Regions from separate parts of the Homo sapiens genome. Here regions 1 and 2 are each linked to region 3. A link is a loop called in an ENCODE intact Hi-C map of the cell type or tissue named here. Cell type or tissue: chondrocyte. All regions are shown on one strand. Links, peaks and the distances in the headings refer to the core of each region. The heading gives the core; the rest is flanking DNA. Region 1 overlaps SAP30L (SAP30 like). Region 2 has its middle 15 kb from the start of MIR3141. Region 3 has its middle 33 kb from the start of MFAP3.

Evidence for each region. Hi-C counts contacts between places; a loop is a spot of excess contacts. Peaks named below come from ENCODE experiments on the same cell type or tissue, not always from the same donor. Only the 100,000 strongest peaks of a DNase experiment are listed, where the experiment ranks them.
Region 1: it touches region 3 in a loop (5-fold over the local background); 17 of 110 quality-filtered maps call a loop at or near these places.
Region 2: it touches region 3 in a loop (6-fold over the local background); 20 of 110 quality-filtered maps call a loop at or near these places.

What each region holds. Positions count from the first base shown.
Region 1 is chr5:154,456,767-154,467,769 of GRCh38, forward strand. It overlaps SAP30L (SAP30 like), which reads left to right. Exons shown (of 4, transcript NM_024632.6): 4 at 1-4,287. Among named protein-coding and RNA genes, the nearest start is that of HAND1, 16 kb to the right of the region's middle. In chondrocyte, for the core only: a CTCF peak has its summit at 4,947 (motif pointing left); no DNase peak of the experiment used is centred there.
Region 2 is chr5:154,605,577-154,616,579 of GRCh38, forward strand. No RefSeq gene overlaps it. Among named protein-coding and RNA genes, the nearest start is that of MIR3141, 15 kb to the left of the region's middle. RefSeq lists a silencer at 5,155-5,204 and an enhancer at 5,606-6,375. In chondrocyte, for the core only: CTCF peaks have their summits at 4,962 (motif pointing left) and 5,202; DNase peaks (open chromatin) are centred at 4,966 and 5,345.
Region 3 is chr5:154,066,897-154,077,899 of GRCh38, forward strand. No RefSeq gene overlaps it. Among named protein-coding and RNA genes, the nearest start is that of MFAP3, 33 kb to the left of the region's middle. RefSeq lists an enhancer at 5,498-5,547. In chondrocyte, for the core only: a CTCF peak has its summit at 5,593 (motif pointing right); a DNase peak (open chromatin) is centred at 5,631.

The sequences.
Region 1 (11,003 bases), core at 1,750-9,749, 390 kb after region 3:
TTGAGGTTCCAGAAACACTGATATAGAGACCCTCACAGAAGATACGGTCCCTTATGCACCCCACTATGCTTCACTCTTTGGGGTGCAGTTAGATATTATGACTTCAGCCAAGCTTCTTGGTAATAAATGCATTGACACACTGACATATTTAGTAGGTTGGGGCAAGTATTTTTAGAAGTTTTCATCCTAAGTTCACAACCACCATGCAAGCTGCCAGGGGCCATGTGATTCCTGCCCAGAAGTTCAGCTTAGGATTGAAAGTCTGGCTGGCCTTGACTCCCTGGGCTCTGGTCATCAGCAAATCATGAGTTTGGGCAACAAAGGTCAATTCCATCTGATGCTCATTTTTGTGAACAATTTGCCTCCCTCTTAGGGAGAAAGATTGCTAAAATAATTTTTGAAAATTACCTAATTTTTTTGTTGTTCAAAACGTTGAACTCCTCAATCTAATTATATCAGAGCCAAAGTATCCTGTGAAAACAAAGCTTTATATCCAAAAATGTGCTTTTGCAAAATTCTTTAATCTGTGTAATGGAGGGCAGAGGGTATGGGGTAGGAGGGTGGGAGAAAGAAAAGAAAAGAATTTGGATTCTAATTTATGACCATCTTGACATATGGTCAAAGGTGTCATTTTCCTACTCAGTTTCAATTCTGAGTTAATTTCTTAAGCCTTAAATAATAAGAACAATGGACAGCCTGGCCTGGCAGAGAGTTTCACAGATGACTTAATCTGAGCACCATCACAGAGAAGTCAGGACTAAACCCCCTACTGAGCAGGGCGGCGGAGTGTCCAAAGGTCTCAGTTCTGTGGAGCAGAGTACCACGCTTTCTGTGGAATGGGGACAGGGTCACCACGCTCACTAAAATGCAGTATGTTCCATTGCAGCAAAGCTTTCGCCTGTGTTCAAAATGCATGTCTAGCAGATTGCAGCCTTTTAAATTAAATATATATAAATGGTTGTATATAGAATATACTCTGGACTGTGAGGGCATCCTATTTTGGTATGCCTCCTGGCTGTGGATGGCATGTCCAGTGCTCTGTGAGTGTTTTCAGTCATTCACATTCACTATGTGTTTAGAGATTCTCTCCCTGCTTACAGCTGAAGGATGTTGATACAGGCATCAAGAAGGCTGAGGGGCAGATGGGGCCTGCAGGTTAAGGCATTGTTAACTTGCTCCATGGAAATGTCCATATCTTAATGAGTAAAAAAGTGTATTTTTCTGATACGTAAACCAGAATTGTGGGCGTGTAGGTCACATCACTATTTCTTTAGCAGCAAATCTGTTTTCCCAGTTGAGAGAGACAATAGCTTCTGCACAAGAATATATGATGGTAGGATCCATCTGTTCAATTGTGTCTGAAAGAATCTTTATTCCAAAGCGAAACCTGGGGAAATGTTTTACCTTCAGCCAGATGCTGTGTGTGTACTTGGGTCCCTTGTCTTTCCTCTAAGGAGAGGTGCTTGTGGAAAGTGGAGGTTGTGGGCATCTTTTCAACCTTTTCAATCTGACCTTTCAACAGGTCAGGTGAGAGAAAAGACAAAGCTATTTGAACCTATGTTTTTCTTATGTCCAGAAATCTGTTCTTTCATCAAACCACTAAACCACTCGCCTTAGCCTCTTCTGCAGTTTCTGGTGGCTCTATCTGTGGGCAAGGGACTCCTGCCTGTGAGAAGTGGCCAGGCCCTCCAGAGCAACGGGGTCTGGCTTCAGGGAGCAGTGGGGTGTGGGGAAAGCAATGTTCATCTTGGCTGCTCCATTTTTATACCATCCATCAAGGACTCTTGCGCTTCTCTCCACCTGTGACGTAGCAGCATTGCCTTCTTTCCTCTTGGTGCTTCTGGGCAAAACTGGAATTTGAAATCCAGAACTGGCGTTGTCTTCTTAAAGAGTATGGTTCCTGCCTCAGTTCCAGCCTGGTATGGTTCTTTGATATGCCCTGAAGGTTCTCACATGGAAACATCAGTATCCTGCCATTCATGTTGTTTTAAGATGTTTTAAAAACCAATGGACAAACTTCTTGCTTCAAGGAACAAACTCTTAGGTTGGCAACAGCATATAAAAAAAAAGATCACAGCTGAATCTCATGAAAGATTAAAAACCAAAGGATTCAAGACCGGTGTTGTAAAATGAAGAGGAATTTTACTTACATGTTACAGCTGCCAAGTTTTTAGATGTTCCTGTCATAGCTAAATAGTCACTGCTAGCCTTTCAGAGAACAGATAGTAACAATTGTTTGCAGCTGCAGTGTTGCATCTAATTTTGGTGTTTAGGCTTTTTATTTTGTGGGAAGCTTTTTGTTAATATCCTGCAGGGCAACTGCCTGTTGGGAGGGAGAGGATGGAAGAAGGAGCTTACTCTGGGGGCCTTGCCTATTGAGGGAGGCTGTTGCCCAGAGCAGTTGCTTCATGGAAGTCATCCAAAGGCGCTCTCAGTCATTACAATGACAGGATCTCAAAGTTGGGAAAGGGCTGTTAAGTCATCCAGTCTAGTCTCCACATAGGTGCTGACATTCTGCCTACAACCATCCCACCAAGGGGTTGAGCAGTCTGGACTTAAACACCTCCGAGGACAGAGAACCCACTACCTCGTGGAGAAGCCTGTTCTTTGTAAACCTCTGGCTTTTCTATGTTCTCTGTAATTTCCATCTTAGTCTCTGCCCCATGGGGGCCACATGGGACAAGTTATTTTTGGCAAAGCACCTAATTGCTGGCACTGTCCCAAAGCATAGCGTTTGCCTTTTGGAAAGAAACAATGCTAGGACATGGACACTTTGGTACACTGTCCTTACCCCTGAGTATTAGTCCACTCAGTTCCTTGTTGGAGAATGTTGAGAAAACCCTACTGGCTGGCTTGTTTCTGCCAAAGCTTGGGGAGAGGAGAGGGGGATGAGAAGATGTTAGCAGCCTGCTAAACCTCAGACAGATGAGGACTCAGTTCTGTGCTTGCCCCACAAAAACGGATGCTCACATCATCAGGAAATTGTTCAGCTGGAGGATTTATAACTTCGTTGCTTTGCATGAAGTTTAAAGTTTTCATGGTTGCCCAGGGCTTGTACCTTAGATTCCTGTAAGGACTTTGCACTGTTTTTGCTGAGAAAACAACGCTTCAGGACTTAAGGTCTAAGCGTCAGAGAAGTGCCGTATTTTCAAGGTGGAAAGTCTGTTAAGCTTGCTGTTGTCCAATCATCCGTTTTTAGAGATGGGGAAACTAAAACTCAAAAAGATGTGCCTGAGGTCATATGGCATTATCAGAACCAACCTCTGGCCCTCTTGACCTGTCTAGCATTCTTTCTTTCTGACCTATAGGATGACTCTAATTCAGTCTAAATCGGCTGCCCTCAGATTCTTGAGAACTTAAAATTGAGCAGAAATTCCCAAGGCCAACCTAGCTCTCAGGGACCAACCTGCAGAACTCAAGATTGAGCGAAATGTTTAGGCCAGTTGAGTTTTGCAAAATGAGTGGTAAGGGAAAACAGATCTAGCCTGTTATTTAAAACCAGGGTTCAAAAGCCCTATTGGGAGAGGTAGTATTGTCCTAGCATTTAAATTCTCATGAAATGTGCTTGGTCTGTGATCTCTTGGTCAGATATCTGCCTTCCAGGCGATCCTTTGAGGTTGTGTAATTCAGCTGGCCCTGGCTCCTGGTCCCTGTTACTGAGCTGGGCAGTCGAACCGAAGGGCAGATGAGCTCAAGATCATGCCTTGGGAAGCATGGTGCTCTAGGGGTGCCTTTTTATTCCTTTCATTGTATTATAGACTGTTTCCAAGTTTATGGTTAGAAATGGTAAAGTGGGTCTGGTGTTTTGAGGTAGAACCCAGCCTAGGGCAAGATATGAACTGTTCTTGAGGTAGAAATGTCTACAGTCAGTTGTTTCATCTAGCTTGCATCTTAAAACACAAACCCTTCAGTTGCTTTCACTTAATGCACACATTTGCCAATGACAGAGGGTTATACAGGATCCTTCTTTTACATTTCTATTGTCTGCTACGCTCATCAGAGTATATTTTGGGGTACAAGGTTTTGGGGGTTTTTTTTCCCATTTTGTAACTGCCTTATTGAAAAGTAAGTGCCCTTCCATTCCAGGCCTCCTCATATTGTACTTGTTTCCTGCCAAATCTGGGGGATCATTTGTATTTTAACTTCGTAATCTATGGCTCTGTACTGTTGAAAGGCTCTCAATTCTGTGGGGTCTCCTTAGTATGTATGTGACTTTTCATGTTGCAATATCACACGATGGGATGGCCCGACTTTTGCTCTTAATAAATAATCTGAATGAGTAAGAGACCCTCTGTCTTCCCTTTGAATTTTTATATAGAATTCAGATGCTTTCACTTCCACATTTGGCCCCTGGCAGTGTATTACAGTGATTAATGACAGTGGTCTTTCCTCCCAGCTCCAAATACTAGCACCTACATCCCCAGTGCACACTGAGTTTAGATCCCAGAAGGTTAGGCCCAAGTTCCAGTACTGCTATCCCATTCACTCACCTGGAAAGAGACTGACTGGGTCCAACAGCCTGAGTCTGGAGCTCAACTTCCATGTAGTGTACTGGATGCACTGGGCAAATAGAGTTCTCTCTCTGGGTCTTCAGTTCTCCATCTAAATAAACTGTATGGAGGATTGATTGCACATTGAAATATCTGCAGAGGGTGAGCTGCAAACTGGAAAACTCAGGTCCCTTCTAAGGGCAGCCACTACTCAGCTCCCCGCTACTGTAGCCTTATGGGCACACCAGCCCTGTGTGACCGGGTCTTGCAATTTGACTGGAGAAGCTGGAAATTCAGATCTTCATGTAAACATCCCAATGTTTAAATGTCTCAAAGACATTTTTAACAGCGTGTGACCTGGAGTTTCTTCACCTACAGTAGAGTCTTGCTATTTAAAGTTGGTCCATCATCTGGGCACTTGTTGGAAATGCAGAATCTCCCAGCCCCTCCTGCTGGCCGTCTACTGAATCAGAATCTGCATAGTAGCAAATTCCCTAGGGATACTACAGCTTGAGAAGCCAGGGCAGTATGACTGCACGTTCCTGGTGGAGGTCCCTGAGGCTACCGGATGACGCCTCTCGCCTGTCCTCACAGTGCTAGAGAAGAGAAAGGCAAGCCTCAAGTTCAGGTCTCCCACTTCAAGCCTGTCTCTAGTGCCACTTTACCACAGCTTTGTCCTCAGCAGAATGAAAAGGGAGAAGTGCAATAAATATTTGTCTTTATCATATTAGTTACATAGAAGTAATACATCTTAGCTCTAAAATTTTAAGCCTTACAGAAATTTTAAAAGTGCAGATCCTTTCCTTCCCACATCCTTCTCCTCTCCCATTCCACTCCCCTGTAAGGAGTGTGGAGGGTGGCTTTTCATGAGATATTTGAGAGGACAGGAAGTCCTGGCTCTCACCAAGGAGCTCACAGAATTAGTGATGGATTGTTGCTGAAGGACACCATCATTTACAGGGTCCCTGAGTTGCTTTAGAAAGCAAAGGAAGTTCCAGTTTTCATACTGTGTTTCTTAGCATAAGTAGTTGCTTCCCCTCCTCTGCCATCCTCCCATTCTTTTTTTTCTTTTTTTTTTTTTTTTTTGAGACGGAGTCTCACTTTTTCACCTAGGCTGGAGTGCAGTGGCGCAGTCTCGGCTCACTGCAAGCTCCGCCTCCCGGGTTCATGCCATTCTCCTGCCTCAGCCTCCTGAGTAGCTGGGACTACAGGCGCCCACCACTGCTAATTTTTTGTATTTTTAGTAGAGACGGGGTTTCACCGTGTTAGCCAGGATGGTCTCGATCTCCTGACCTCGTGATCCACCCGTCTTGGCCTCCCAAAGTGCTAGGATTACAGGCGTGAGCCACCGCACTCGGCCTCTCCCATTCTTTTATACTGTGTCTAACCATGGGGGCCTGCCTGCTGTCCTCACACACTGAATGGCAAAGGGGTGCTTTGTCCCCACACTTTGAAAACTGGCTGACCCCCTGCTGCAGTAAACATCCCTTGATGATCCACAGATATCAATTTAATGGAAAGATGGAGATGAACCCACATGTTAATATGCTATTAGAACAGAAGTTTCACGAGGAACCCAACACCCTTTTATTTTCTTTTCAAAATAGAGCTTTAGGACATCGAATATCAGATCATCTGAGGTCCGGTGTTTTAATCCCAGCACTTTGGGAGGCCGAGGCGGGCGGATCACAAGGTCAAGAGATCAAGACCATCCTGGCCAACATGGTGAAACCCTGTCTCTACTAAAAATACAAAAATTAGCTGGGCATGGTAACACGCACCTGTAGTCCCAGCTACTCAGGAGGCTGAGGCAGGAGAATCGCTTGAACCCGGCGGAGGTTGCAGTGAACCAAGATCGTGCCACTGCACTCAGCCTGGCGACAGAGCAAGACTCCATCTCAAAAAGAAAAAAAGTGTGGCACTTGCCACCCCTTACCCCCATCAGAATCCCCTAAGCACTCTGTTGCAATGCCAATTCCTGGGCCCCCATTCCAGATCCTCAGAATGAAAAGCTCAGGGTCTAAGTCCCAGTAATAATGATTTTTAAAATTTCTCCAGGTAAGACTTAAGCTCAATAAAGTTGAGAAGCACCAATCTGGTCCAGAGGTTTCCCAATCCCAGCACAGAGATGAACAGCTTCAGTATCACCTGTTCAAATACTAGTTAAAAGTTCCCCTTGAGCTCTCTTTCATGAGAATTTTCTCAAGTGAAGCCCAGGAAACTATGTTTTTATAAAATCCTCTCGGATGCTGGGCGCGTTTTATAAAATCCTCTCGGATGCTATAATCGCAGCAATTTGGGAGGCCGAGGTGGGTGGATCACTCGAGGTCAAGAGTTCGAGACCAGCCTGGCCAACATGGCGAAACCTTGCCTCTACCATACAAAAACATTTAGCTGGGCATGGTGGCACATGCCTGTAATCCCAGCTACTAGGGAGGCTAAGACAGGAGAATCGCTTGAACCCAGGAGGCGGAGGTTGCAGTAAGCCAAGATTGCACCACTGCACTTCCAGCCTGGGCGACAGAGCAAGATTCTTATCTCAAAAAAAAAAAAAATCCTTTCAGAAATTTATCTGCACATCCAGGTTTAGGAACCACTGAGTCCAATCCCCTAAGGCCCTGGTCAAGAAAGTATTATAACTATGTTACGTTCAGCATCAAACAGCTCAGAAGTGGCAGAGTCTGAGCAAACAGAGTGGCTGACACTGTTGTCATTCAAATGGATGATCTTCAGTCTGCAGAAAACCAGAATGAAAATAACCCACCATTCCAGCCCAAGACCTGACACAGAGGAGGACACTATATTTATTTAGTACTGGGACTGAGTCTTCTGTGTACTCAACAGTTTTTTGTCTACAAAGATCTTCTATATTCAGGAATAATAATAGCTATCAAGTACAGAGTCCATGCCAGACAATGGCTAATAGTTTTATGTGCATTAATTCATTTAATCTCACTACAATCATACAAAGTAGGAACTATTATTAACTCCAATTTATAGAGATGTAAATACAGTCTCAGAAAAGCTGAGGAACTTGCCCCAGTAACAATGAGAGCCAAAGAGGTAAAGGCACTCCCAGGATGGATCCCCAAGGCTTGCCTCGCTCTAGGGATACTGCTGTCAACCCCACCGTCCAAGAACTCAGAATGCCAAGCTCTGAAGCAGCGCAGCTACAACAGTTACCCTTGTCCCAATCAACTGGATTTACTAAACTTTAATGAGGGATTTTGAGAAGTCACTAGGACTCTAGTTAAGAAATTTAATAGGGTTTAATGGAGGTTAACAAGGTACATCCAACCTTCTAGCCAGGTTTTAACTTACCAGAGCTGAACAGAGATTAACAAGCCCAGGAGGTGTAAAGGCACCTGCATGATTTAATGGGGTTAATGAAACTGTCAGAGGTTGGCTGAGAGGGAGAGAACTGGAGCATGCTGCTGTTAACAGTCGATCTGGTTGAGGTCAACAGACATTTATTAAACAGCTGAAGCCTGCCCTGTTCTGCCCTGGGCACCACAAGGGTAGCCAGTTAAGAAAGACCACAACTGATATGGCAACCATGGTTAGTCCTGGTTGGTGATTTTGGAGTAAATTTGACTCTCTTCTTTGTGCTTTCTTGGTATCATCTAAACTGGTTATAATGAACACAAATCATTTTCACCGTAACTGTAAAATAGCAAAGCATTTTTAAGTGCCTTCAAAGCACTTACTACCTGCTTGCATAGTTTACTTTACATATTCCCGAAACATATAGAAAGTAGTAAGAGAAGTAAAAGCAACAACAATAATACAACCTTAAATTTGAGCAGCACTTAAAGTGTTGTACAGCGCTGTCATCCATCACTTCTGTGAGTTTTTGTCACGCTATGAAACAGTGATATACAAAGTCACACTGGTAGTGGAGAAGACAGAGAAAATCTTCATCTTCCGCCTCCCGAATTGGTACTGTTTTTTCACTGAGCACTTACAATGTGACAGTCCCAATGGTAAGTAAGCACTGTACATGCCTTGATAACCCTATGAGATGAGTATTATTATTATCCCCATTTTATAGATGAAAAAATCGTTTAGAAGGGTGAAGTGGCTTGCCCAAGGTCACCAGGAAACGGTGGGGATGAGTCACACAGGTTCCAGCGTCCACTATGTCATGCTGCCTAATACTTGAGTAAGATAATATTTCGCAAGAGCATTGTTTAGAACAGTGAAGAACTGGAAACAGCCTATATATCAAATACTAGGAGACTGGTCTTGAAAGCATTATACATATGTCATAATTGTAAAATAATGTTTAATGACATAGAAAGATATGCATATCAGCTTAGAAATACTATATATGTAAACATATGTATACAGAGTATCTATATACAACTATATGGAATATGTATCTGTATAGATATATGTTTATATACATAGTATACATGTATATTTATACACACATATCTGTAACTATGACCATATATAATTTTTTTTCTTTGAGACAGGGTCTCACTTTGTCACCAGGTGATTGGAGTACAGTGGTGCGATCTTGGCTCACTGTGGCCTCAACCTCCCAGGCTGAAGTGATCCTCCTGCCTCAGTCCCCCAAGTAGCTGGGACTACAGGCGTGCACCACCACCATGCCTGGCTGATTTTTTTGGTATTTTTTGTAGAGATGGGGTTTTGCCATGTTGTTACCCAGGCTGGTCTCGAACTCCTGAGCTCAAGCAATCTGCCAGCCTTGTCCTCCCAAAGTGCTGGGATTATAGGCGTGAGCTACCATGCCCAACCCTGCTATGACCATATTTATAGGTAAATCAAAGCATCTACTTGCTAACTTCATGTGTAGCCACACTCTATCTATGTGATTCAGAGTAAGGGGAAAATACCAAGGAAAAGGCATTCTGAAAAGTAGGGGAGCTTCCCGGAAGAGGAAGCACCTAAGCAGGCCCTTGAAGGAAACAGGTTTGATGAGATGAGAGTGAAGGGAAGTCCAGGCTGATGTGACAGTGAATGAGGAGCAGAAAGCCTCATGCTGGAATGAGTACCTTGAACTTTGGAGTCATCAAACCTGCTATTATTAAAAAAAACAACCCATTGATGAAATATGGTCACAAAAGTATTTGAGTATCTGCTGTGGGCCAGGTGCCAAAGGAAACGGACTCTGTCCTCCAGGAGCCAGGAATTTCAGAGGAGCTAAGACTCAGACAGGAGTGGGAAGTAGTCCTTCAACTACTAAAATCATAGAATCTGTGATGAAAGCTCGGAGCCCTGCGTCAACCCTACTTCTGAGGAAGGAGCAGTGCATAACGGGCACTTGAAGTCTTAGAGAAGCCAATGAGGGTTAGCAAATGTAATGAGCTTAATTAAGCTAAAACAGTTAAAAGAGACTTCCTGAGGGCTCATAGCCACTAGCAAGATTGGCCTTTGTTAAGTGAGCAGTGGGAGGTTACCTGTGCCCAACCAGAGCCTCTCCTGCCTAAGTGATGGGGGATGCAGGAGTGGACCAGGCTTCAAAGGGAGCCATCCAGTCAGCTGGGCTGGGACAGGTTCAGCAGAGCTCAGACTCAGCCACGCGCACTAGCAACTGCCAGAAGGTGAAGCTGTATCTAATGAAACTTACTGAAGCCCAAAGAATGAGGACTGAGGGAATCAATTACTCACAAGACCGCAGCCTGCCTACTGGGGTTTATCTAAACTAGATGAAGTTGAACTTGGCTGAGTCAATTTAAACAGTTCCAAGGGGGCTCCTTCATCTTCAGCGAAGGGTGTTCTATCTCTGGTGGCTAATATAGTTTTCAAATGTATGCTATTCGTATTTCTATCAAGGAATATTTCCAAAGCTGGATATGAAAAGATGGTCAGGATGGCCCAGCTGCAGAAATATAGCTATTATTTGTTAAGCACCGACTGGGAAGTAGACACTGTGCTAGGGTCTTTGTATATGGTCCTAATCCTCACACAGACCTGCAAAGAAGCTATTATCATTGCTAGTTTTCAGATGGGAAAACTACAGCTTGGAGAAGTCAGGTGACTCACCCAGGGTCTCACAGTGAACTGGGATTTGAGCCTATGTCAGTCTGACTCCCCTGTGCACCATGCAACCTACACCACAGAATGAAGTGGAATATTGACCATGCTGGGAAGATGGAAGAGTGGTAAAAGCTGTTGGAAGAACTCAGGATCCCAGCAACCTGGGTTATTTAGTGCAGGGGGAAACTGCCCTCTGTGTTCCATTAGCCCTGTGTAGTAGTGGCAGAAATATTCTGAGTTACTAGGAGAGGACTGTGTTTGTTCAGTGGCTTCTATTCAAAGGAACAGGAAAAAAAAGTGTGGCGCATTTCAGATTTCACATAGTAAGGAAACACAGATCCCTGTCCCTAAGGCATATTTAGGTAAGAAGGCCTCAGAGATCTTGGGTTACAAAACCCCAGCGTCCCTCAGGAGTTAGGCTCACACCCAGGACTCCTGGTTTTGTGAACTTGCTGAGTCCCTTCTCTACGCCCCTGAATTGCCAGAGGAAGTTAAAGAAAGGGAGTC
Region 2 (11,003 bases), core at 1,788-9,787, 540 kb after region 3:
GGAGGCACAGGTTGCAGTGAGCCAAGATAATGCCATTGCACTCCAGCCTAAGTGACAGAGCGAGACTATCTCAAAAAAAAAAAATACCCCAGGTTTATTTCTTACTCACACTGCATGTCCAACACAGGTCAGCATGAGTTTCTGTTCACCCAGTGACTCAGGGACAGGGGCTGGTGGACCCTCCACCTTGACACATTTGCAAGATCACTGTGGCAAGGTGAAGCAAACTTGGGGACTCACACACTGGCTTATAGTTTCTACTGCTAACATTTCATGGTTAAAGTAATCACATGGATATGTCTAACCTCAAAGGGGACAGGACAGTATAATCCTACCTTGCGCCGGGAAGGAGGAGGAAAATGACTTCCACATGCCCCACAGTCCAGGGGGAGAGGCGTAAATAGGGTAAACCACAACTCTGATGGAGTTAAGTCCTTACTGTGTTACAGGAACACAGAGGAGAAGCAACTTTATTGGGAGGCCTAGGGGGGCCTTCATTGCCCAGGTGACCTGTGAGCCTAGCATGGAGATCAGGGGTTATTAAGTTGGGGTCCAAGGATCCATAATTGCATGGCTGGCCTTCAGGGACCCAAAACTTCCTGAAACTTCAAAATCTTGGATGTAGGTGAGTTTATGCATTTTCGCAAGAAGAAAGTCCTTAACTTTCATTATCTAAGACTTGGGCTGCCAGATGGTCACTACGTCTTTCTTCTGACTTTTGTCTTTCTATTATAGTGTACCATATCTTAAAGTGCAATGCTCAAACCACCCGCAGCAGACAATCTAGACAGTTGTCAAAAATGCATAGCCCAAGGCCCAGCTCTGACCAACTGAATTGGAATCTCTGGGGGTGGTTCCAATCTGCATTTTAACAAGCTTCCCAGGTAGCCCTCATACATCTTGAAGTCTGTGGTTCTCTCAGCCAGAGATAGCACTCTCCCAGCCCAGTTAGGCTGTGAAGAAAGCACAGAGAGAGCTGAGCCACACGGTTGAGAAGAATCCTCCAAGGCCAGAGAGCACTTTACAGTTTCCAGAGGGCCACCACCTCGTGCCTTATCCAACCTCACTGCAGAACGGTGGAGTGGAGGTGCCAGCTCTCCACTGGCACAAAAGAGGTGCTCAATGAATATCACCTAGCGAAATGACAGGAAATGAAAAGAGAGCCAAACAAGACAGGATGGCCTAAAAATGACATGCCCTGAAATCAGACCACCCTGAGTTCAAATTTCAGTCTTGCCAGTTCCTAGTTGGGTAATCTCGGACAAGTTACCCTACCTCTCAGGACCTCAGCTTCCTTGTCTGTCATCAGGAATGTGTCTTTCTTCCCTCTAGGACTGTGTTGGCACACAGCACAGCTTCTCTAAAGGTCACCAGAAGGATCCTAAGTGCTTTAATAATTCTCGTGTCAGGCCTCCTCAACTCCATTCTAGAGGTGAGGGGAGGGAGTCCTGGAGATGGCTCCCCTAGAAGCACTAGAAGCATGATTCATGCCCTGGCAAAGCCCGTCCCCACCAAGCCCTGGGTCTTGTCCTCGTCTTCCCAGAGTCATGCTGGCCAGAGCTGAGACTCCATGCTATCATGTGAGCAGTCAGCCCTAGACACTCACATTCACCCCTGCCAGGAAAAGGGGATTCCTTTGTCCCTGATAACTCCTGGGGACCCACCCTGGCACAGGTAGGCAGACCCCCAGGAGGCAAGGCTGATGGTTAAATCAGGGGTTCCAGCCCACCTGTGCTGAAGAAGAACCTGGAAAGTGTGTTCAATGCCCAAATTTCTGGTCCCACCCCTGGCAATTCTCATTCTGCAGCTTTGGATTAGAGCCCAGGGATGGCATTTTAACAAATTCCCAGGGATTCTGATCTTCAGCCAGATCCCGGAGCCGCTGCTCTGACCTCCAGGTGGTTTAGAATGTGTGGTTTGGGGGCCAGGCGCAGTGGCTCATGCCTGTAATCCCAGCACTTTGGGAGGCTGAGGCAGGCAGATCACCTGAGGTCAGGAGTTCAAGACCAGCCTGGCCAACATGTAAGACCCCGTCTCTACTGAAAATTCAAAAATTAGCTGGGCGTGGTGGCAGGCGCTGGTAATCCCAGCTACTGGAGAGGCTGAGACAAGAGGATTCCTTTATTTTCTTTTTTTAATTTTTTGAGACGGAGTCTCACTCTGTCACCCAGGCTGGAGTGCAGAGGCGTGATCTCGGTTCACAGCAAAAGGAGGATTGTTTTAACCCAGGAGGCAGAGGTTGCGGTGAGCCAAAACTGCACCATTGCACTCCAGCCTGGGCAACAAGAGCAAAACTCTGTCTCAAAAAAAAAAAAAAAAAAAAAAACAATGTGTGGTTTGGAATGTCTGGTAGGCAGATGGAATCCTGGCCACCCAGGATCCTGTCCCCAACAGGGATGCTGCTTCATGCTAAGCCCTTTCCCTCTGCAGGTTGCCACCAGCCCGCCCATCTCCACCATGCCCTATGCTACCCTTCCTTGTGGCCTGAGCCTGGTGGTGGGAGCAGGTCTGCAAGGAGAAGGCACAACTGGATTTTTAGATGGATTGGGTGGTAGAATGAGTTCTGGGCTGGGGGATAAGAAATCCCAGCAGAAACCCTTCTGTTTTCTATATCCCTTTCAGGCTCTCAGAGCCTCAACTTCCTCATCTGTATACAGGGCTTATTCCCCTGATGGAAAATTAGAGATGGACACTTACCATGGAGCTAGTGAAGCTTAGGTCTCAGGGGACCTCATGTACACATGGCTCTTCTAAAGCCCTGCACCTAATTTTGTTTTCTCTTCCTTAAACAGGGGCCCATAAAATCCACACCAGGCCCTGACTGTAAGAGTGGCTATGAAAATGCCAAATGAGGGATAAAACCAGAGGGCTTTCACCTAGGGAACTCACCACCTCCAAAAGGGGAAGAGAGCCCTCCTAAGGTGCTCCTGGAGCTCCCCTCCTCACCAGCTTTGGTTTCTCCACTTTCCTACCGGATGAGTCCTGCCTCTTCCTGCCTGGGAGTTTATCAGCAGGGAGTGGCAGGGCCTGCTAATCAGGGGCTGCTCCAGGCCCCCGGGATTAACCCTGCAGACCCTGGGCCAGGGTCAGCAGCCCCGGCTACCAGTTATGCTCCCGGGTTCTCATCTGTGGATTAGATTGCTGGGGAGGGAGGAAGGGGAACTTTAGGGAGGGACTCACTGGCAGCCAGAGAGATTAAAACTAAATGAGAATACCTCACTCTCCTACTTAGAACCCTTCAGGGGGCTGCCTCTGCGTCTAAAATGAAACCCAGACCTTGCCCCACCCATCGGGCCCTGCCCTCCTCTTTGATCTCAGCCCTGGCTGTGGGGTGCTCCAGCTTCGCCTGCCTGCCTTCCTTCCCTTTCAGACCCCTTCCCTCCTCATTTGCTCTTGCCCTGAGACTTTGGCACTGGCTCTTCCTGTGCCTGGAAACTCCTTCCCAGATCTTCAAAAGGCACCTCCTGCAGGTCTCTTCTCAAACGTCACATCCCAGAGATGCCTTCCCTGGCCACATTTCTAAGGTCTTCCCCTACCCACCCCACTGTGCCACTCTCATTTTTCCCTGTTTAATTTTATAATCAGAGGCTGACATTCATATCTATTTTCTGCTATTCATCTGCCTCTCCCATGAAGAAGTGAGCTGAGATTCTCTCCTCAGCGCTTCAGACAGAGCCTGGTGCATAGAGGGGGGCTCAGTAGTAATTTGTGGAAGGAAAGGATGAGGGTGGTAGATCTGTGAAACCACCCTCCTGGGCTCTCGGCCAGGGTTGGGGTTGGGGGATAGAGGGTGGTTAAGCCAGGATCCCTGCCCAAGGAGCCATGTTCTTCCTATTGTGAGAGAGCAGATTGCGTAGGTGGGTTTGGAAAGAGAAGCAACACTGCTGGTTTCAGCTGCAAGCCCAGAGCTGGTTTGGACAAGGTGGTTCCCTGCCTGCCTGTGTTAGAACCCTCAGAAAACTTGTTACAGAGATGGCTGCTTGACCTGCCCCTCCGGTGGAAGGGAAGGCTTCCCAGAGGAGCTGGGCTGGGACATTGGTAATCAGGTACACCTGCCAGGGCAAGGAACTACAAGATCATGAGAAGACAACAGACGGTCTGGCTGTGGAGGGCTGGGAGCAGCAGGGCACCTCCTCTCCTCCCCAAGCCCAAGACTCCCAGGTGGGTTATGCTGAAGACCAGGGAGGCCCGAAATGGAGGAGCCTTGGGCTGGCTTCAGACCCCTGCTGGTCCTGCCAGCACCACCTGCGGCAGCAGGTGCAGGTCTGCCCTCAGCTCCTACCAAGCAGGGTCAGAGACCCCTCCTAGCATGCCTCCAGAACACTCTCAGGGAGACCGGGCCAACCCTCAGCCCTTCTTCCCCTTCCCTGCAGCAAGAGCCCTGTTTCGCGCACTCTGAACTGGGCTTGGGCCATGTTCCTGCCACACACAAACTGGGTGACCATAAGAAAGCTACTTACGGCCGAGTGCAGTGGCTCACGCCTGTAATCCCAGCACTTTGGGAGGCCGAGGTCGGGGGATCACAAGGTCAAGAGATAGAGACCATTTTGGCTAACATGGTGAAACCCCATCTCTACTAAAAATACAAAAATTAGCTCGGCATGGTGGCGGGCGCCTGTAGTCCCAGCTATTTGGGAGGCTGAGGCAGGAGAATCGCTTGAACCCGGGAGGCGGAGGTTGCAGTGAGCAGAGATCCCGCCACTGCACTCCAGCCTGGCGACAGAGCGAGAGTCCGTCTCCAAAGAAAAAAAAAAAAAAATCATCTCTAAGCCTAAGTTATGGGATAATAAACAAGACCATGGGAGGGTTGAACAACTTCATCGTGAAAGGCCCGAGCACATGGTCCTGAGCACGGCGAGACGCCTAAGTGCAACTGCGATGTTTGTCCTCTTTCCCCAGAACCCAAAGCGCCCGGGCCTGCGTAGCCCTGGCCTCCAGCGTCACCTGCTGGTCCAGTGGGAGAATGTCGCACCCTGCCGTCCTGGGGTGAAGGACTCCAGAGCCCCGAGTGCCAGCCTCAGCCCTGCCCCGACTCCCTCCCTGCAGCACGCGGGACGAGCCCCAACCCCAACCCCCGCCGCCGCGGGCCGGACCTTCGCATCCGTAACTTCGACACGGCAGTCTCCCTCTGCCCATTAGCATGGTTTGGAGGCTTCCAGAGAGCCGGGGGAGCCAGGAAATAAATCCCTTCTGTGAGGGACGGGACCGGCTCAGCCACGGCAGCTGGCCACGCTGCGTCCCCCGTGGAGGAGCTGTCACTGGGCGAGTGGACCCTGAGCCTGGGACCCAGTCCCTCGGGGTTCAAGACGAGTTCCAGGCTCGGCCTTGTTCCTCACCAAAGCAAAACCCACAGCTGCCTGCTCCACCACCGGGCGCCCACGGCGCAGGGCAGAGCAGGTGCTCCGATCCCCGTTTCACCTGCCGGGCGCACACACTCCCGGGCCCATACCCACGCCCACGCGCCCAGCAAGTTCCTGGGGTTTTTTGTTTTGTTTTGTTTTCTGGCTTCATTTGTTTAATGTTTCTCCCCTCAATCCTCCCCATCCCCTCACCGTCAGCTCCTGGAGGGAGGACAGAGCCTGGACTGCGTGCCCCATCCCCCGGATTCCAAGCACCTGGCACACGACTATGTGTTAAATAAATAAAATAAATAAATACTGTTTAAAAATGAAAATGAAATGTATTAAATTAATAAAATAGAACATTTCTAGCGACACACACAGGCACGCCAATCTCAGTCACACTCGCCCCAGGCACAGACACTGTCACTATGATTTGCCATCCCCGCCTCCCCACGCTGGAGAGCAGCGCCCTCACAGAAGGGCCGAGCCGCGGACGGGCCACACACCCGCGTGTACACACAGTCCGAGAACGCACACACGTACACACACACATGCGCAAGGCACGGCCTGGCCTTCAGGCACAGAGAGCCCATCCGGTTTCCCACTCAGCTCCCACAACTTCCCCCACACTTTGGTACTAAGGGCTCAGCTGGGTCCTTTTGAAGCCACCAAGGGAGGGAGTTGGGAAGGGCCCCAGTGACAAACAGTGGGGAGCAAGAATTTTACGAACTTAAGGGCTGTAAATTTCGGCCAGCAAATCCCCGCCCCTGTCCGTCCGCCCCGCCTTCCTTCTCACGAGGAGGGGGGCGTATCTTCCCACCCTCTGCTCATCCCCACCCTTCTCAAACTAATCAGCCAGTTCAAATGGTACCCTTCACCTATGATCACACCACTGTCATCAACGCCACCACCACTTAGATTGCCAGTGTTTGAATCCTAGCTCTGCTCTGAACAGTAAGTGCCCTTAGACAAGCGACCTCTGTGTCTTCCACTGCGAAATGGGAATAATAATAGTACTTACTCCTGGGAGAAGATGTGAGAATGAAGAGATAATGCACTAAAGCCCGGGGCCGCTATGCCTGGTCATTGTTAAATATTCATAAAATGGGAAGTATAGTTATTATAGGGTCTTTAAAATGATTATTCTTAGGATGCTATTTAAACTTAAAATAGCAGAGTTGGACAGGTTTTTAGAGACCTGTATTCCAGCTCTGTCTTTGTAAGCTGGAGAAAAAGAAGTCTAGAGAGTCGCTTGCTCAAAATCACACTGCCAGTCAGTGGTAGAACCACGTCAAAAGTTCAGATCTCCTAGGTGAGGAGTTGTTAGACATAATACCAAAATCACAATCTGTTTTCTGAAATTGATAAATTGGGCCAGGCGTGGTGGCTAACACCTATAATCTCAGCACTTTGGGAAGCCAAGGCAGGTGAATCATTTGAGGTCAGGAGTTTGAGACCAGCCTGGCCAACATGGTGAAACCTCACCTCTACTAAAAATACTAAAAATTAGCCAGGCATGGTGGCGCATGCCTGTAGTCCTAGCTACTTGGGAGACTGAGGCACGAGAATCACTTGAACCTGGGAGGCAGAGGTTGCAGTGAGCCGAAATTTGTGCCACTGCATTACAGCCTGGGCAACAGAGTGAGATTTTGTCTCAAAAAAATAAAATGAAATTGATGGACTTTATTGAAATTAAAAACTTCTGTCCTTCAAAAGACATTGTTAAGAGGATAAAAAAAGCCACATATTGAGAAATATTTACAAGTCGTATATCCGATATATAAGTTGTATCAAACATATATAAAGAGCTTGTAAAAATCAGTAATACAAAAACAAACAATCCAATTTTTAAATGGTCAAAAGACTTGAACAGACACTTCACCAAAGAAAATGTTTGAATGACAAATAAGCACTTGCAAAGAGGCTCACCATTAGTCATTAGGGAAATGCAAATTAAGATAATAATGAAATACCACTACACATTTACTAGAATGACTAAACTGGGGCCAGGCGTGGTGGCTCACGCCTATAATCCCAGCACTTTGGGAAGCTGAGGTGGGCAGATCATCTGAGGTCAGGAGTTCGAGACTGACCTGACCAACATGGAGAAACCCCATCTCTGCTAAAAATACAAAATTAGCAGGGCATCATGGCGCATGCCTGTACTCCCAGCTACTTGGGAGGCTGAGGCAGGAGAATCACTTGAACCCAGGAGGCAGAGGTTGTGGTGAGCCGAGATCATGCCATTGCACTCCAGCCTGGGCAACAAGAGCGAAACCCTGTCTCAAAAAAAAAAAAAAAAAATGACTAAAATGGGAACGGAAAGCCAACAATACCAAGTGCTGATGGAGATGCAGAGCAGCTAGAACTCTGATGCATTGCTGATGGGAATACAAAATGGTGCAGGCACTTTGGATTACAGTCTCACAGTTTCTTATAAAGTTAAACATATACTTACAATAAAACCCCAGAAGGGTGGGGGCAGTACTCACATCTGTAATCTCAAAACTTTGGGCAGCCGACATGGTAGGATCACTTGAGGCTACGAGTTTGAGACAAGCCTGGGCAACACAGTGAGACCGCCCCGTCCCATCTCTACAAAAAAATTAGAAATTAGCCAAGAATGGTGGTGCACATCTGTGGTCCCAGCTACTCATGAGGCTGAGGTGGGAGGGTTTCTTGAGCCCAGGAGTTTGGGGTTGCAGTGAGCTAGGATCTGGCCACTATACTGCAGCCTGGATGACAGAGCAAGACCCTCTCTTTAATAATAATAATAATAACATGTAATGGGGCCGTGGCAGCCAGGAAGGGGAGTGAGCACAATAGAAATGACATTCCTTGCCAAAGTGCGGTGGCTCACACCTGTAATCCCTGCACTTTAGGAGGCTGAGGCGGGTGGATCACCTGAGGTCAGGAGTTCAAGACCAGCCTGGCCAACATGGTGAAAGCCTGTCTCTACTAAAAATACAAAAATTAGCTGGTGTGGGGGTGGGCGCCTGTAATCCCAGCTCCTCAGGAGGCTGAGGCAGGAGAATCACTTGAAACCAGAAGGCGGAAGTTGCAGTAAGTTGAGACTGCACCACTGGACTCCAGCCCGGGTGACAAAAGCAAAACTCCATCTCAAATAAAAAAAAAAAAGAAATGATATTCCCTAAGGGCCAGTGACCTTTCACGTTTAGCCCCAACATGTTTGGTGATTTGAGGGTGATAGTCCTACTTTGAATAATAATAACAAAACCCAACAATCCCATTTCTACTCATTTATTTACCAACTGAAATGAAAATTTATATTCACACAAAAATCTGTATATAAATGTTTGTAGTAGCTTTATTTGTAATCAGCAAGAACTGAAAAGAACCCAAATGTCCTTCAACTGGGGAATGGATAAACAAATCGTGGTACATCCATGCAGTGGAACACTACTCAGCAATAAACATGGTTCCTGTATGTATTATGCTGAGCAAAAGAAGACTCAAAAGGCTACATACTCTATGATTCTGTGTATAGAACATCTGCAAAAGGCAAAACTTTGGGGACTAAAGAGAGTGGGCAGAAGGGTTCACACAGGAATTGGGGGATAATTAAATTATTCTATGTCTTGATTGTGATGTTGGTTACATGACTTCTGCATTCATCAAAATTTGCAGGGCCATACTTGTGGAACCATAACAAAGGTGACTTTCACTGTAAGTAATTATGCCTTATTTTAAAAGAAGAATTCAGATCTCCAGGATCCCAGCCCAGCATGCTTGTCACTGCACCCTCTCCAGGCGCTGTGTGATCTGTGGGCCAAAGCTCCGCCAGTGATTCTTAAGCTTATCTGGGTTTAGAAATCCTTTCCAAGAAAGCTGAGGCTCAGAGAGGGAGAGGAACTCACCCAAGGTCACACAGCCAGTTCATGAGAAAGCTAGGATGAGCTCTTCAATCTTCTGACTCACAACCTGAGCTTTTTGCATGTCACCATGCTTCATCATTCACCTTTATGTTTCCTTGGAAATAATTGTTGGTTTATTAATCACATTTAGGTGGTAAAAATGTGATGTAGCATAGTGATGCTTCCTCCCCTGGCCAATATTCAGGGAACCACCCAGCGCACAGGAGGAAAGCCTGGGTGAAAATCACAGCTCCGCCTCCTGCAGCCCTGTGACCTCAGACAAGTGTTGTGACTGCTCTGAGCTTCAACTCCTCCAATTGTGAGATAGAGATAGAAATACCAATACCACTTTGGGAGGCCGAGGAGGGTGGATCATGAGGTCGGGAGTTCAAGATCAGCCTGGCCAGCACGGTGAAACCCCATCTCTACCAAAAATACAAAAAATTAGCCAGGCTTGGTGGCGGGCATCTGTAATCCCAGCTTCTCGGGAGGCTGAGGCAAGAGAATTGCTTGAACCTGGGAGGCGGAGGTTGCAGTGAGCTGAGATCACGCCACTGCACTCCAGCCTGGGCGACAGAGTTAGACTCTGTCTCAAAAAAAAAGAAATACCAATGCCTACTCTATACAATTTTCAGGAATGCTAAATAAGATAAACCATAGATAGCACCTAAGTACCGGGCTCATCATATGTCCTCAATAAATAAATGATAGCTATTTTTATTACTCCTATTAACTACCCAGGGACTCAGACTGAACCACTATGCAGCATGACAACAGTGGCTCAAATAAAACCATGAAAACCACTCCCTGATCCTGTGATATCAATGGGACTGTGAGTGTGCCACAGTAGGAACTTTGATACAAGGAGTGTGTTTAGGAAAGCAAGGACAGAGTACGGGGGTCCAGGAGTACCCCATTTCAACCACTGACTGCCTTGTAGCCTTTGGCAAGTCCCTGCTTCTCTCTGGGTCCCAGTCTCATCCTACTGATGGAATTGAACTAAATGATCTCCAAGTGCCCTTTCAGCTCATGGCAGGGATCTCAAAAGTCAGTGTGCCTCAAGACAGGGATGCCTTCTCTCACCACTCCTATTCAACATAGTGTTGGAAGTTCTGGCCAGGGCAATTAGGCAGGAGAAGGAAATAAAGGGTATTCAATTAGGAGAAGAGGAAGTCAAATTGTCCCTGTTTGCAGATGACATGACTGTATATCTAGAAAACCCCATTGTCTCAGCCCAAAATCTCCTTAAGCTGATAAGCAACTTCAGCAAAGTCTCAGGATACAAAATCAATGTACAAAAATCACAAGCATTCTTATACACCAATAACAGACAAACAGAGAGCCAAATCATGGGTGAACTCCCATTGACAATTGCTTCAAAGATAATAAAATACTTAGGAATCCAACTTACAAGGGACGTGAAGGACCTCTTCAGGGAGAACTAAAAACCATTGCTCAATGAAATAAAAGAGGATACAAACAAATGGAAGAACATTCCATGCTCATGGATAGGAAGAATCAATATCGTGAAAATGGCCATACTGCCCAAGGTAATTTATAGATTCAATGCCATCTCCATCAAGCTACCAATGACTTTCTTCACAGAATTGGAAAAAACTACTTTAAAGTTCATATGGCACCAAAAAAGAGCCCGCATTGCCAAGTCAATCCTAAGCCAAAAGAACAAAGCTGGAGGCATCACACTACCTGACTTCAAACTCTACTACAAGGCTACAGTAACCAAAACAGCATGGTACTGGTACCAAAACAGAGATATAGACCAATG
Region 3 (11,003 bases), core at 2,097-10,096:
TGTTTCCAATCTTTTGCTTTTACAAACATCTCTGCAACAAACATCTCTGGAGATATGTCACTGCACACTTGAAGTAGTTTATCTGCAAGATAAGTTCTTCAAAGTTTGAAAACTCTGAATAGCATCCTCCTATATGTTTGCCAGACCATGAGCATATCACTGCTAATGTCAGTCTCCAAAAAGAGCTTCTTACAAGGCTAGTGGCTGCCTTATTTGACAGCAAGGGAAAAATCAATACTGTAAAAGTTGTTAATCTTTATTGTGAAGATTGGTGATAATGTAACACAGTGCTTAATGAATATCTGGCATATCATAGTTGCCAAATAAATGGTGGCTATTAGTTATGTTGCCTTTATCCTTGTGAACAACCAGTCAAAATTTATCTCCAAGTCCTGAGGCTAAATATAACTACAGTCAATGGATTGGTATAATATTAGTTAATTTTAGGTGGCACTTTTTTTTGGGAAACTCAGCAATTAAGAGGAATGTCCAATGGGACAAGAAAGTCCTTTTTAGATGGTAAAGGGAAAACTACAAAACATTATGCTTCAATATTAGAAATTTTCTCTGGCTAAGTCTCCAAGAAGCCTTCACATTTTCAACAAAATGAAATCAATTTGTAGCTGGTAGGTATTAGCCTGAGTATGTAAAGAAAAGTAATTGCCAGCTTAAACCAAGTAATGTTAATTTTACTCTTAGCAAGTATCACGAGAACATTATTTAAAGGAATCCTGAGCTAGAGATAGTGTATTTGCATTCTATTCATTCACTTATTCAACAAATGTTTATTGACCACCTGCTAGGTGCCAAGCAGGATTCCAGGTTACAGAGGATGCAGTATGAACCAAACCTATATGGGGCCTGCAATTAAATGGCCATGTGACCTTGGACAAGCCCCTTGCCCTACCTGGACTTTACTCTCCACATCTTTAAAATAAGCTGGCTGAACTACATTATCTCCAAAGATCCTCCCAGATGTATCATTTTGTGCCCTCCTTAATGCATTCTTTTTGGGGTCTTTTTGGTGGGTTTTTGTTTGTTTGTTTGTTTGTTTGTTTGTTTGTTTTTGAGATGGAGTCTCGCTCAGTTGCCCAGGCTGGAGTGCAATGGCACAATCTCAGCTCACTGAAACCTCCACCTCCCGGATTCTCCCACCTCAGCCTCCTGAGTAGCTGAGATTACAGGCACCTGCCATCATACCCGGCTAATTTTTGTATTTTTGTAGAGATGGGGTTTCACCATGTTGGCCAGGCTGGTCTCGAACTCCTGACCTCAGATGATTCACCCACCTCAGCCTCCCAAAGTGCTGAGATTACAGGTGTAAGCCACTGCTCCAGGCCTCTTAATGCATTCTTAATGGTGATCTCAATCCAGTGCAGCACTGATTGATGTACATGGCACTTGAGGGTACCACAAAATCCTTCACAGGTGTACTGCCAAGCTCTGACCAATGGGTACTACGTTAATTTCCTTGAGCTACCATACTAAATTACCACAAAGCTGATGGCTCAAGACAATAGAAATGTATTCTCTCACAGTTCTGGAGGCTGGACTTTTGAAATCAAGGCGTTGACAGGGGCCATGTTCTCTCTGAAGGCTCTAGGGAAGGATCCTTTCTCGCTTCTTCCTAGCTTCTGGTGTTGCCAACAATCCTTGGCGTTTCTTGGCTTATAGCTGGATCACTCCAGTCTCTGTCTTCATTGTCACATGGGTGGTGTCCTCCCCGTGTGTCTGTGTCTCTGTTTTCTCTTGTTATAAGAATGGACAGTCACTGGAGTAGGGCTCACCCTAATCCAGTATAACCTCACCTCAACTAATTATACCTACAAAGATCCTATTTCTAAATAAAGTCACATTCTGAGGTTCCAGATGGACATGAAATTTGGATAGGGGGACACTATTCAACTTAGTCTAGCTACCATTTCTTTTGGCTTCTTACCAAAAATATGGACTGTTCCAGCAGTGTTCATCTGCAGACACTGTGCTGGAAAGGTCATGCTGCCTCGTGCAGAGAGGGGTGGGTTTGAGGAAGAGGTAGGGAGTACATCTGAGCATCAAGGCTGGCAACAAAGGAGCGGTTGTGTTTAATGGAATCTGTCAGGCTGTGCCCTGCAGACATGTACATCACTACAAGCATGGTCAGGTTGAGTGCCCGGGTTGTTCCAGGCAGTAAACAGCTCTGTGCAACAGCAACACTGTGTTTGGGATGACAGAGTAAAGAGCGAAATAATTGTGGAAGCTTTTCTAGACACTTGGGGACTTTATAAGATAGTGCTGTCATCATGATTACTTTTGATTGTTGATTTCTTTGATGGTCTTTTGAGTCATTTCATCCCTTCTAGCTGAGCACCAAAAATTCAGGCATTTAAAAGAGTGTGCTGGAAGGCTGATGGCTGGGCTGTGCAGGGCAGGTGTTAAGGACTCTAGCTCTGAAGGGGATTCCAGGGCAGAACGTCTGCTCTCCCATTTTATTGGCTATGTGTCTGTGGAAATGTTAGTTTCTTTCTCAAAGCTCAGGCTCCCTTGTCTATAAATTGAAGATAATAATAGAGCCTCCTCAATCATTATGTTAAGTAAAATAAGCCAGGCACAGAAAGACAAATTTTTCATGTTCTCACTTATTTGTGAAAGCTGAAAATTAAAACAATTGAACTCATGGAGATAGAGATTAGAAGGATGGGCCAGGGGTGGTGGCTGATGCCTGTACTCCTAGCACTTTGGAAGGCCAAGGTGGGTGGATCACTTGAGGCCAGGAGTTTGAGACCAGCCTGGCCAATGTAGCAAAACCATGGGTCTGCTAAAAATACAAAAATTAGCTGGGCGTGGTGGCATATGCCTGTAATTCCAACTACCTGGGAGGCCGAGGCATGAGAATCACTTCAACTCAGGAGGCAGAGGTTGCAATGAGCCAAGATCATGCCACTGTACTCCAGCCTGGGCAACAGAGCAATACCAGGTCTGTCCCGCAGACCCTAGCCAACAGATGAAATGAGTACTCAGACACAGGTATGCAGTATAAGAGCAGCTAGGTGACTGCCTGGCTGTAGTGGCCAGAGAGCAGCCCCGAGAAGCTGGAGCTGCTTGCTTTATTCAGTGTAGGCACAGTGCCGAAAACCTGGAGCCAACACAACCTGCAGGTAATTAACATTTATTGTTCCCCTTTCAGGGAACATCACGGGTGGATGATCAAAGGCCAGTTCCTGGTCAACAATAAGTAAACAAGCTTGATCAAGATAAATTCCCCTACACTCCCTTGCACCTATTCCTTGCCCTCTGCCTCAGGGTCAGAGAACAGCTGCCTTCAGCTATTCTCCCCCGAAGCTATGCAGATCCTTCCAACCTTTCAGAAGGCCTGCTCCTTTCCCTATAGTTTCTCCCACCAGTCTGACCCATCTCCTACAGAGCAAGACTGTGTCTCAGAAACAAAAAACAAAAAAAAAAAAAAAAGAGAGAAGAAGGATAATTACCAGGGGCTGGGAAGGGTAGTGGGGGACAGAGGGAAGTAGGGATGGCTAATGGGTATAAAAAAAAAAAAAAAAGATAGAATGAGGCAGGGCATGGTGGCTCATGCCTGTAATCCTAGAACTCTGGGAGGCCGAAGTGGGTGGATTGCCTGAGATCAGGAGTTCAAGGCCAGCCTGGGCAACATGGTGAAACCCTGTCTCTACTATAATACAAAAAATTAGCTAGGTGTGGTGGTGTGTGCCTGTAGTCCCAGCTACTTGGGAGGATGGGGCAGGAGAATTGCTTGAACCCGGGAGGTGGAAGTCGCAGTGAGCTGAGATCATACCACTGCACTCCACCCTGGGTGACAGAGCTAGACTCATCTCAAAAAATATATATATATATAGAAAGAATGAATAAGACCTGGTATTTGCTAGCACAACAGGGTGACTGTAATCAAAAATAATTTAGTTGTACACTTTTTAATAACTAAAAGAGTGTGAGTGGCTTGTTTGTAACACAAAGGATAAATGCTTGAGGGGACTTACCCAGATATGATTACTACATATTGCATGCCTGAATCAAAATATTTCATGTAACCCATAAATATATACACTTATTATGTACCCACAAAAATTAAAAGTTAAAAATAATAATAATAAAACCTCCTCATAGGATTGTAGTGAGAAAGAAATGTGAGGAAAAATAATTCATGTGCAGCATTAAACAGTGTCAGGAATATAAAAATGTGCTTAATAAATGTTTGTTTCTATTAAAGTATCTACTCATTTTTTCCTGTGCTGGAGGATCTCTTCCAACAAAAATATAAACATGCTAATTCTCTCATATTAAAACACACAAAAAAACCTTTCTTGATTCTGTTCTCCAACACCCTCCCTTTACAGTGAAATTTTGCAAAAGAATTTTTATTCTCTCTGTCCCCAAATCTTCTCCTCCCATTCTACAAAGAGGCCCTTGCCCCTCTCCCAAACCCTCCCATGATGTTGTGGTCTTCTGTGACCTCCAGGCTGCTAATTCCAGTGGTCAGTTCTCAGTACTCATCTTACTTGGCCGGTCAGCAGCTCGTGACTATTGACAACTCCTTCATTCTTAAAACACTTTTTCACTTGGGTTCCTGGAGCATCACTCACTCCTGACTCTCTACCTATTTCCTTCCTATACTGGAGTGCCCTGGGGGATTCCCTGGACTTCTCTCTTTTATCTTTGCTTCCTCCCTAACTGATCCCATCCAGCCATAAGGCTTTAAATACCATCTCTGATGGCACATAAACTTAGATATCCAGCCTGAACATTTCTCCTGAACACACCCTTTCAGCATCTCTATTTGGATCTCAAATAGACATCTCTAACTTAACATGTATGAAATCGAACTCCTGATTCCCCTCTCTGGTGAAACCTGGTCCTTCTGCAGTCTTCCCCACCTTAGCAAATGGAAACTGCCTCCTTCTAGTTGCTTGGAGTAAAACTCTGGAAGTCATCCTGACTTTTCACTTTTCTCTTTCACCCTGCATCCAATCCATCAGCAAACCTTGAGAGTTCGACCTTTAAGATAAATCTAGAATCTAACCACTTCTCTTCACCTTCACTGTTTCCACTGAGGTCTGAGCCAGCCGCATGTCTCACCTCTATTATAGCAATAGCCTCCCAACTATACTTCCTGCTTCTTCCCTTGGCCCCTTTAGTCCATTCTCTATCCAGAAACCAGAGTGATCCCACCCTTGGCTGCACATTAGAAACACCTGGAGAGTTTTAGAAATTCTAATCTCCAGGCCATATCTCAGACCAATCTAATCAGAATCTTTGGGGATAGGACTCAGGCACAAGCATGGGTTTTTTCCTTTTCTTTTCTTAAGTCAGATTGTGGTACTCTTCTACCCAGAAACTTCCAATGGCTTCTCAGAATAAAAGTCAAAGCCCCCACACTGGCCATGAAGCACTTCTCAGGCCCACCTTGCCCACCCTTAGGAGAGCAAGGACTTTGTTCTGCTCACTGCTCTGTCCATAGTGCCTAGGACCATGCTTGGCACACAGTAGAGCTCACTAAGTATAAATCGAAAGAATGAAGAAAACCCTGAAACCCACTGAGACCAGACAATAGTACCTGTAGAGCTGGTGATGGCCACAAGAGGCCGCTGTTGTGTCGTGGAATGGACAGGAGAGCGGGCAGCTGCTCTTCCACAGCCAGCAGGCCTAGCAGAGTTTTGAGTGGGAACAGCAGGGGGGCACCTAGGTGGTCAAGCGGACAGCTGGGACGTGGAAACATGTTTATTATCGCCCCCCCAGAGCCTCGTGCTCAACACCAACCCTGTTGGCTCCTAGAGATCAGCTGCAGCCCATATTGAGTAAGCTTTTTGAAGGGAACACACCAAAGTGAGAGCATTTCAACAAATACTCAATGGGGTTTGATGGACGCCAGTTCCTGCAGAAAGCCGGCGGGAGAGAAATGAACTTGGCCTGGTCCTGGTACATACAGCCCAGGAGCTGAATTAGATAGAGTTGGGGAGTCACTCTGAGTTGTAGTCCAGAAATTAAATTTCTAAAAATTGCAGAGGGACAGGCATAGAGCCTAGCTTGAATGCTTCCCTTCCTGAATCAGGAAAGTTCCAGGGCCTGTTCTTTGCCCTTCCCTCATTAGTGCGGGATCTGGCCAGCAGCCCGCAATGCGACGGGGCTCTCTCTTTGTTCCTAGGTGGATTGGCAGGTTGAGAAATAATAGACACACACAAGATAGTGAAAGCTGGGTCCAGGGGGTCACCGCCTTTTGGTCCCGCGGTGCCACCAATGCACTGGATATACCAGCATTTATTATTAAGTTTAGTGAGGGCGGGGGTAGGTTAGTGAGGGATTTAGGGTCGTTTGATTATGAGGTGAGATGGTCACATGGGGATGAAGTAATTCTTTAACATAACATTTGTATGTAGAAGTACAGTGCATTTGTATGTAGAAGTACAGTATACAAATAATTTACAATATAGTGTGTGCATCAGTAATTTCTAACAGAGCCTTAAAACAGAAACACAGTCTTTCCATAATCTATGATTAGCAAGATATTAATCAGCAGTAACAGTTGCAGCAAAAGCTGGTTACAAACAATCCATAGAAACAGGACGTGAAGCTAGACAATCGGGTAGACCAGAAATTCTCAGAAGGGAGTATGCCTTAACCCTAAAAAGTCCTAGAAGAGCTGTGGCAAGATGAGGGCATTTATAGCCCTATCTTATCCATATGGACAGGCGCCCCCCATGCGTCCATTTATAGACTCTCCACAAGGGTCTCATTCCATTCCCAGAGCTATGAGCATCTGCTTTTCTGGGATAGGAATCTTGGTGATGTGAAACCTCCCTGACTGCACGTCCATTCTTAGGCTCTCTGCAGGGGGAAGCACATCACGCGCTGTTGGCTCATTCTGGCAGTCCAACCTGGCATTGTCTTTACACAATCCTGCATGCAATTTTGTATTTACAATAATCAGGAGCATTTCATCTTTTATTCCGTAGCAATAGTTTCAGGGGGTCTCCCTACACCTCATTAATATAGCCATCTACATATTCATATGCATATATATGTATATATATGCATATATTTACACATACACACACACACACACACGTGTAGATAACATAATATATAAAACTGAGACCCAGTTCTCCATAAAACTCACCCAGTTTTATTCTCTATGATACAGTATATAAAAGGTCTGGGCTTGGAAATTTTTTTTAAAAAAAGGGAGCCAGGCATAGTGGCTCACACCTATAATCCCAACAATTTGGGAGACTGAGGCGGGAGGATCACTTTAGGCCAGGAGTTTGAGACTAGCCTGGGCAACATAGCAAGACCCTATCTCTACAAAAATTTTTAAGATTTCTGTCCCACTTCTATCTGTGTGACTCAAGATTTACATATGAAGAAGGTGGTCAGCATACCTGTGTTCCCTACTTCATGGGTATTAATCAAATGATGAAATATTGTAAACCCTCCTTGTGAATTGTGGAAATGTCAGGATGGTTTTTCTTTTGTGTGTGTGTGTGTGTGTGTGTGTGTGTGTGTGTGAGAGAGAGAGTCAAAGAGAGGGAGGATCTCACGCTGTTGCCCAGGCTGGAGTGAGTGGCACAATCATAGCTCACTGTAGCCTTTACCTCCTAGGCTCAAGAAATTCTCCCACCTCAGCCTCCCAAGTAGATGGAGCCACAGGTGTATACCACCACACCCAGCTAATTGTGTGGGGGGGGCGGGGGGAACACACGCATGCGTGAGTGCATGCATTTGTGTAGACAGGGTCTCACTATGTTGTCCAGGCTGGTCTTATACTCCTCAAGTGATCTTCCCACCTTTGCTTCCCAAAGTGCTGGGATCAGGATGGTTTTTCTGATGATGGTGGGATGACTTATTAGCTTTTACTAGTGGCACTTGAAGCCACCAGGAATTTAACAGAAGACCCATCCAACCACAGATCCAGGGGAGCCACAGGATTTATTTGCATGTTGTTTGCATACAGTTTAAGAATAATAATATTATTGACCAGGCGTGGTGGCTCGCACCTGTAATCCCAGCACTTTGGGAGGCCGAGGGGGGCAGATCACCTGAGGTCAGGAATTCGAGACTAGCCTGGCCAACATGGCGAAACCCCATCTCTACAAAAAATACAAAAATTAGCCAGGTGTGGTGGTGGGAGCCTGTAATCTCAACTACTCGGGAGGCTGAGGCAGGAGAATTGCCTGAACAAGGAGGTGGAGGTTGCAATGAGCCAAGATCGTGCCACTGCACTCCAGCCAGGGTGACAGAGTGAGACTCTGTCTCAAAAAAAAAGAATAATAATATTATTAATAATAAGAGCTAAAATTTATGGAGCCTTTGCCATAGGCACTTAAACCCATTACATGTAATTTTATTTAATCATCACAACAAATATATGGGGTAAGAACTATTCTAATCCTCCATTATATATAGATGAGGAAACTAAAATTCAGAGAGGTTAAGTTGCCCCAAATGCCAGGCTAATTAATAAATGAGACTTGGACCGAGGCAATCAGCTCCCTTCCCCATCCTCCACGTCAGAGCCTGCTGAATGAGCCAGGAGGATGACGAAATCAGACTTCTCAGAAAATGGCAGCAGGATGTGGTAAACCCGCTTTGAATCTTAGGGTCATGCAGACCTGGTGTGCATTCCAGCTTTACTACTTCTTTTGTTGTTGTTGTATTTTTTTTTTTTTTTTTTTTTTGAGAGGGAGTCTCACTCTGTCACCCAGGCTGGAGTGCAGTGGCGTGATCTCGGCTCACTGCAACCTCCGCCTCCCAGGTCCAAGCAATTCTCCTGCCTCAGCCTCCTGAGTAGCTGGGATTACAGGCACATGCCACCACGCCCAGCTAATTTTTGTATTTTTAGTAGAGACAGGGTTTCACCATATTGGTCAGGCTGGTCTTGAACTCCTGACCTCAGGTGAACTACTTGCCTCAGCCTCCCAAAGTGCTGGGATTACAGGCGTGAGCCACCGCGCCCAGCCCAGCTTTACTACTACTGAACTGCATAAGTGGGCAAGTGATTTATCTCCTCTACACTGCTGGTTTTTCCTCCAAAAGATGAAGATAATATTTCCCCTGAAAGGAGGTTGTTGTGAAGATTAAATTAGATAATACTTAAAGCACCCAGCCTAGTTACTGTCGACATAGAGGTCCATTAAATATTAGTCTACCCCTGTGTCCCCATTAAAGATGAAAAAACCAAAGCACCAAGAGGCTAAATGTCTTAGCCCCTGTGACCCAGTGTGTTCCCCTAGACTTTGTAGTCAGTCCTCAGGCCATCTCCAGATGAGATTTTATCCTTGCTGCAGTTAGTAGTCTAGGACCTAAACTTTTCTCAGTTCTCTCTTAGCTAATTTCTGATCTTCTCCCTCCTGGGATCCTGAGAGAGAGAGAGCTACTGGAAGCCTTTATGCAGCCTCCCTCCTTTCTTGCTTAAAAGGATAAATGAGGGAAGGAGAGGCTAAAAGCTCCCTTGGTCATCAAGAGAATTAAGGCGAGGAGAAGGGGTAATGTGGAGGGCAGAGATCAGTGGCTCAGGTCACGCCTGCTCTCCAGTCAAGAGCCTCTTAGCTCTAAGCCACCCACTTAGGTACAGCAAGATTCACTTAGTGGCACAGTCTAGAGTCACATGTGGTATTAGAGCTGAAAAAGACCATAGAGATTATTACATTTTCAGCCAAGCTTTATATGTGGTAGATGAGGCATCATAGGGAGATTAACTTGCTCAGAGACTCTCATTAACAGAGCTGGCCTCAGCACCCCAGGGTCCTGGCTCCCTGTCCTCTTTGCCTTGTACCACTCTGACTCCCATGACCTTGCTAGTTCTCTGCAGAGCCATTGGCCCTGGAACTTGGCATAGTCAACGCTACGGTGGTGAACTTTACCCTCCCACTGCCATCTTCTCCCCAGTACTCTTGCTCTGCTGTGTACCACTTAGGCTTCTGGCTACCCACGACCCCACACTAAGGTGCCTTCTCTAGGCAAAAACCCAGGTCCCAAAGCTTCCCCTATGCCCATTTCTCTATCAAAACTCACCTTTCCAACATCCTAAACAACTGTAAGATTCAAAAGAAAGTCTGCTATGTAATAAACTCCCCCATGTTCATGACTGATAGTGGACTCAAATGGTTCTATGGTGGTTTCTTTTTAAAACTGATCTCCTAGAGAAATGAACCTTTACTCGAAGGTTAAGGCACTTAAGGTAGAATTCTGGGAATTCTGAAGCAGAAAATCCTCCCAGCACACCTCCAAGAGTACAGTTGAGACAACCACCACCATTGCCACCATGTGATACTAGTCCTGGGTTAGAGGTATGTGTGTTTTCAAGCACTATCTTGATAATGATCTGGTCTCTTTTATGTATCTGAGAAATGCCCTTCTTCTTATCATACCAAATCTAAAGGCATTCATCTCCATTTCCTTGGAGCTCTCTTTTAATCCATCTCTCCTTTCCACCCAGTGCCTGCAGTCAAGAGAGTGCAGGAAAGGCGAGGAGGGTCCCAGCTGCCCTGTTACTGCTTCTTATAGCAACTCCCGAGGCAATTACATTCACCCCTTTCTAAAATTCTCAAGCACCAAGTTTCAAATGCCTCATTCCCACAGGACTTTACCTCTTTCTTACAATGCTGTCTAGGTAAATGGTAATAATGAAAATGATGGTGGTGCCAGATGTAATGGGTTTCTTCTCCACGTTATGATTCATGGTGGTCTGAGGGATAGAAAGAGCCCATTTGGATAAGCACAGTAGTCAAGAACTGAAGTTTATGCCTGCTGTCTTGACATAATTATTAATAGTGCCTTTCACTCTCAAAAGTGTCCTGGTTTGGGTGACAAACTATTTGGTCATCCTATTAGGAGCACAGGCTTTGAAGTGGATTTGACCTGGGTTCAAACCCCAGCCTGTTTCTTACTAGCTGAATGACTTTGAACAAGTTACTTAAGGTCTATGAGCCACAGTTGCCAAATCTACTGATAGAGAATACTATTAGCACTGAGTTCACAGGGTCATTTGGAAGGAC